Linked DNA regions of Homo sapiens: region 2 is linked to region 1. A link is a contact called in ENCODE Hi-C or POLR2A ChIA-PET data. All regions are on one chromosome and are shown on one strand. The core of a region is the stretch at or near the end of the contact, and the rest is flanking DNA. Distances in the headings are between cores, read along the strand shown.

Region 1 (3,066 bases), core at 232-2,731:
GCAGTGGCGCAATCTCGGCTCACTGCAAGCTCCACCTCCCGGGTTCACCCATTCTCCTGCCTCAGCCTCCCAAGTAGCTGGGACTACAGGCGCCCACCACCACAGCCGGCTAATTTTTTGTATTTTTAGTAAAGATGGGGGTTTCACCGTGTTAGCTAGGATGGTCTCGATCTCCTGACCTTGTGATCTGCCCACCTCGGCTTCCCAAAGTGCTGGGATTAGGCGTGAGCCACCGCGCCCGGCCTATATATGAAAAATTTAAAATGGCCAGGCGCAGTGGCCCAGCACTTTGGGAGGCGAGGCGGGTGGATCATCCTGAGGTCAGGAGTTTGAGACCAGCCTGGCCAACATGCGAAGCCCTGTCTCTACTAAAACTACAAAAATTCACCAGGCGTGGTGGCGGGCGCCTGTAATCCCAGCTACTCAGGAGGCTGAGGCAGGAGAATTGCTTGAACCCAGGAGGCAGAGGTTGCAGTGAACCGAGATTGTGCCATTGCACTCCAGCCTGGGCAATAGAGCAAGAGTCCATCTCAAAAAAAAAAAAAAAAGAAAAAGCTAAAACAAAGACGGGGCATTCCTTTGCTTGCTTCCTAAGGACGCCCTACTCTGTAATGGAGGCGCTTTCAATAAACTCTCACCGTACCCTGCAACTTGTCTTGAATTCCTTCCTGCGTGTAATTCAGGAGGCCTCTCTTGGGGTCTGGATCAAGACCGCTTTTTCTGTGAACAACCACCATGAGAAGAACACGCCCTGACTGACCCACTGGTCCAGGGAAGCTGAGACATGGAGAAGACAGGGACCCAATCTTCAGCTTGGAGACACGTCCAGCTGAACTCAGCCCACATCAGTGACCTGCAGATGCATAAGTGAGAATAAACGATTGTTGGGTTACGCCTCTGAGTTTGGGAGGCATTTTGTTACACCTCTTTAGTGTGGCAATAGTAGACTAATAATACATGCTCTATTATGCAGAAGTGTGTGGCTTAAAATAATAGTTGAATGACCAGGTGCGGTGGCTCAGGCCTGTAATCTCAACATTTTGGGAGGCCATGGTGGGAGGATCACATGAGGCCAGGAGTTCAAGACCAGCCCGGGCAACATAGTGGGACCCCCGTCTCCATAAAATTTTTAAAAAATTAGCCTGGCGTGGTGGGCGCACGCCTGTAGTCCCAGCTACTCGGGACGGCCAGAATGAACGGCATTATCGTCTGTCTCTTCATTCTGATTCTGGCCAGCAAGGGGTGGCCTCCCCCTGCGGTCCTTGCTGTTAGGTCCCTGCGCCCCCTCAGCTTTGCGCTGAAGGTCGCTTTACCGGACCCCACTTCGCCCTACCAGGCGCAGGATGAGCGTCTCTGTTCTTTTAATGTGGCGTCCCCCACAGGCCACCGTACCAGGCCGCCGGTCCGGGGTTAGGGCACTTGACGCCGGCGCCGCCATGTTGTCTCCGGGCCACTTCCGCGTTTCTGGCGCGTGGTCTTGCATTTCCTACTTGGTCCTGTTCGTGGCGCCGCGCCTCCGGGTGTTGGGGAGTCCGGGATGATGGGGAATCCGGGGCTCGCCCTAGTCGCGGGGACACCGCCTTCCAGGAGCTGTCCCCAGGCAAACTCACAGACATCTTCAAAGAGCCTTCTTGGACATTCTGCTTTTTGCTCCTCATAACAGGCTTCGGTAAGAGAACAGGCAAACATCACTGCGGGCGCCTCTAGGGCTCGTTTCCCTGTCCCAGTACCGGGAATCGGGGAGGGGTCCAAGCAGAGTTCACTTAGTTAACAAATCAGTGAAGCAGTTGGAAAATCTCAGTTATATTTTAAATGAGATCGAGGGCGGTGACTCACGCCTGTAATCTCAGCACTTTGGGAGGCCGAAGCGGAGGTGGAGGGTCGCTTGAGGCCAGGAGTTCGAGACCAGCCTGGGCAACGTGGTGAGCCACCCCCGCCCCCGCCCCTCTATAAAAAATACAAGAATTAGCCGGGCTTATTGGCATGGGATTGTGGTCCCAGCTACTTAGGAGGCTGAGGTGGGAGGTCGCTTGAGCCATGGAGGTCGAGGCTGCACTGAGCTGTGATCACGCCACTGCACTCCAGCCTGAGGCTACGGAGAGAGACCCTGTCTCTAATTAATAAATAAATTATAGATAGATGATAGATAGATGCAATAAAAAATAAAATTGGCTTGTAAACGGCAAACTAAAAGTGGAAATTATCATTACAATGAAAATATTAATTTGAGGAACCGAAAACTTAACTTTCCTTTTCCTGTAGTTAAGTTTAAGCACTTAGATTTGCTTCAGTGATTCCCAGGCTTCATGATTGCAAGCTGCTTGCTTGTAAGCACCTTGTCTCTCACTAAAAAAAATTACAGTTATTTTAAAGTCCCGCTGGATGCTCATTCTTTAAGGAGGGTGAACAATGGTAACTCCTGTACCGTTAGAGCTCTGAATGAAGCCAGATACGTTCCATAGATCACAGAACTCATTTTCTGGCTTGGTGAGCCTGGTCAAGTTTCTTAACCTTTCTGAGCCACAGATGTTTCAATTATAAAGTGATAATAACCCTTCACTGGGAAGGTTATTGTGAGGATAATATGAGATCAGCTATACCAAAATATGCCTAACATGTACTTGACATCCAGTAAGCTTTCTGAATTAGGATATAAATGGCATTAATGGTTAATCATTGTTATTCTTTTGTTCCATGATATGCATGAATAACAACTTGAAGCCTTCAAACTGCTGAGAGCTGCTTGGTGGACCTCGTCTCTCAATTTGCCCTTCCCACTAAACCTGTCTTCCCCCAACAGTGGGCTTTCTGGTCAGCATTTCAGAATGTCTCAAACCGTAGGTCCTTCCCACAGCCCCAAATCTCAGCAAATGACCAGTCTCTTGCTTCAAGCTATTAAATGGATGCTGTCTGACAGCCCTCCCTTGAAACCTGCAAACTCTCGTGCTTTGGCATCCATCCTTTCCCTCTAGTGCAATGCAAGTCACATCCTCCCTCTGGCTAACCTCTCCACCCATCTTCTGGATTCCCCACACCTCTCCAATCTAATCTTCACACTCCAGCCAG
Region 2 (3,169 bases), core at 243-2,742, 82 kb after region 1:
AATAATCACACTTCTAGGAAATATCCCCCATGTACCTACTGCAGGGATTTTCAATGCAGCCCTATTTATCAGAACGACTAGAAACAACCCAAATGCCTACTGGGAACAGCCAGTTAAACACGATTACAATGATAGCCTATGCAGTCAGCAAAAAAAGAATGAGGTGACCCCATAAATATGGTAGGAATTACCTCCAAATTACACTGTTAAGAGACAAAAGCAGAAGGGTATCTACCATCTTGTGCTTTCAGCTGTGTGATGCATAGAATTCATACACAATATGAATGCATATATGTACACACACGTGCACATCTGTTTCTGCATATGTGTATGGGTATATGAGGAAGCAAGTTTGCAAGCATTCTTTGCGCATACAAACGTGTATCTCTCTGGAAGGACATATTTTGAGAAACTGGTAACCGTAATTTCTTTTTGTCATTTTTTTAAAAGACAAAGTCTCACTGTGGCACCTGGGCTGGAGTGCAGTGGCATGCTCATAGCTCACTGCAGCCTCTGAACTCCTGGGCTCAAGTGATCCTCCCACCTCAACTTCTGGAGTAGCTGAGACTAAAGTGCACGCCATCGTACCTAATTTTTAAATTTTTTTGTAAAGATGAGGTCTTGCTTTGCAGACCAGGCTGGTCTTGAACTGCTGCCCACAAGCTATCCTCCTGCCTTGGCCTCCCAGAGTGCCGGGATTACAGGTGTGAGCCACCGTGCCCAGACCAGCAGTATTTTTTTTGGAAAGGAAACTGCATGACTGAGGGACAGGAGAGGCAGGAAGGAAAACTTCATTTTCATTCTGGACCCTTTTCTAATTGGATCATTTACATGTATTACTGTTTTAAAGCAATGTTTGTGATTCCTCTCCTTCCCTCTATTGGCATATATATATATATATATATGGCGAATATGGAGAGGAGCAAGGTGGCCAAATAGAAGCTCGCACGAATTGTAATTCCCATAGGAACATCAAATTTAACAACTATCTACAAACAAAAAAGCACCTTTATAAAAACCAAAAAATCAGGCACTCACAGTACCTGGTTTTAACTTTATATTGCTGAAAAAGGACTGAAGAGGGTAGGAAAAATAGTCTTGAATTGCCAATGCCACCCCTCCCCCAGCCCCAGCACCAGATGTGTGGCATGGAGAGAAAATCTGTACGCTTGGGAGAGGGACAGTGCAGCGATTGTGAGGCTTTGCACTGAACTCAGTGCTGCCCTGTTACAGACAGTAGAAAGCAAAAGCAGGCTGAACTCAGCTGATGCCAGACCATAGAGGGAGCATTTAGACCAGCCCTAGCCAGAGGGGAATCTCCTGTACCTTGGTCAGAACTTGAATTCTGGCAAACCTCGTCACCGAGGGCCAAAGTGCCCTGGGGCTCTAAATAAAATTGAAAGGCAGTGTAGGCCCCATGAACTACAACTCTTAGGCAAGTCCTAGTGCTGAGCTGGACTTGGAGCCAGTTGACTTAGCAGGCACATGACCTACTGAGACACCAGCCAGAGCAGCTAGTGGAATGCTTGCTCGGCCCCTCCCCGCCAACCTCACTGCTCCAAAAGAGACCTCTTCCTTCTGCTTGAGGAGATGAGAGGGAGGAGTAAAGAGAACTTTGTCTTGCATCTTGGATACCAGCTCAGCCACAGTAGGATAGGGCACCAGGCAGGGTCATGAGGCTGTTTCAGGCCCTAGTTCCCAGACAACATTTCTAGACAATCCTGGATCAGAAGGGAGCCTGCTGCCTTGCAGGGCAAGGACCCAGCTCTGGCAGGATCCATCACCTGCTGATGAAAGAGCCCTTGAGCCCTGAATAAACAGTAGTGATACCCAGTTAATATCCAAGGCTGTGGGCCTTAATTGAGGCTAAGATATTCTGGCTTTAGTTGTGACCCAGCACATTCCCAGCTGTGGTGGCCATGGTGAGAGATTCCTTCCGCTTGAGAAAAGCAGAAGGAAAATTAAAGGGTGCTTTGTCTTGCTCTTGATCTTTCTCTTTCTTTCTTTCTTTCTTTCTTTCTTTCTTTCTTTCTTTCCTTCCTTCCTTCCTTCCTTCCTTCCTTCCTTCCTTCCTTCCTTCTTTCTTTCTTTCTTTCTTTCTCTTTCTTTCTTTCTTTTTTCTTTCTCTCTCTCTCTCTTTCTTTCTTTTCAGAGATAGAGTCTTGCTATTTTGCCCAGGCTGGAGTGCAATGGTGTCATCTCAGCTCACTGCAACCTGTGCCTCCTGGGTTCAAGCAATTCTCATGCCTCAGCCTCCTGAGTAGCTGGGATTACAGGCATGTACCACCATGCCCAGCTAATTTTTAAAAATTTTTTATTTTATTTTATTTTATTTTATTTTATTTGAGATGGTTTCTCACTCTGTCACCCAGGATGGAGTGCAGTGGTGCGATCTCAGCTCACTGCAACCTCCACCTACCGGGTTCAAGCAATTCTCCTGCCTCAGCCTCCCGAGTAGCTGGGATTAGAGGTGTGTGCCACCATGCTTGGCTAATTTTGTATTTTTAGTAGAGATGGGGTTGCACCATGTTGGTCAGGCCAGTCTTGAACTCCTGACCTCAAGTGTTCCACCCACCTTGACCTCCCAACATGCTGGGATTACAGGAGTGAGCCACCGCGCCCGGCCTAATTTTTTTTATTTTTAGTAGAGACAGGGTTTCGCCATGTTGGCCAGGCTGGTCTCTAACTCCTGGCCTCAAGTGATCTGCCCGCCTCAGCCTCCCAAAGTGCTGGGATTACAGGCATGAGACACTGCGCCCAGCCTGCCTTGCACTTGCTACCACCTTGGCCACAGTGGGGTAAAGCAACAAATAGAGACCCCTCTTGGGGTCCCTGAGTCTAGGCCTTAGGTTCTTGGATGACATCTCTGGACTTGCTTTTTGCCAGAGGGGAGCTCACTGCCCTGAAGGGTGACTGAAAGGATTTACCACAAGCTGACTGAAGAGGCCATAGGCCTTTACCGAACATCAGCAGTAACCTGGCAGCACTCCTCATAGGCCTGTGGTGGTGGTGGACATGGGGAGAGGCCCCTGAGCCTGTGGAAAGGGCAGAATAGTGGAAAGGACTGGCTAATGGTTTGAGTGCCAGCTCAGCCACAGTAGAATAGATAGGACACCAAGCAGATTTCTAAGGTTTTGGACTCCAGTCCATGGCTCCCAGATGGCATCTC

The links. Hi-C counts contacts between places; a loop is a spot of excess contacts on that map. ChIA-PET counts read pairs that join two places held with the same protein, here RNA polymerase II (POLR2A). Pooled maps may share reads with other maps.
Region 2: a map of mammary epithelial cell shows a loop between it and region 1 (9-fold over the local background). The contact joins the enhancer-like site here to the promoter of ATP8B1-AS1 in region 1. A Hi-C loop is called at or near these places in 2 of 168 maps with a recorded cell type or tissue (HepG2 and mammary epithelial cell) and 6 of 50 pooled maps. POLR2A ChIA-PET finds 5 or more read pairs at or near these places in 10 of 52 experiments (AG04449, B cell, H1 and 7 more).

What each region holds. Positions count from the first base shown.
Region 1 is chr18:57,628,850-57,631,915 of GRCh38, forward strand. It overlaps ATP8B1-AS1 (ATP8B1 antisense RNA 1), which reads left to right and starts at 1,482. Exons shown (of 3, transcript NR_164148.1): 1 at 1,482-1,669. RefSeq lists enhancers at 1,134-1,183, 1,230-1,730, 1,254-1,743.
Region 2 is chr18:57,711,164-57,714,332 of GRCh38, forward strand. All of the region lies in intron 2 of ATP8B1 (ATPase phospholipid transporting 8B1), which reads right to left. Among named protein-coding and RNA genes, the nearest start is that of ATP8B1-AS1, 82 kb to the left of the region's middle. RefSeq lists an enhancer at 1,992-2,494. Within about 2 kb of position 1,493, at least 24 of the 41 ENCODE cell types and tissues checked have a DNase peak (open chromatin) inside an H3K27ac peak, as active enhancers do; they include PC-3 and PC-9, where a contact is called at or near this core.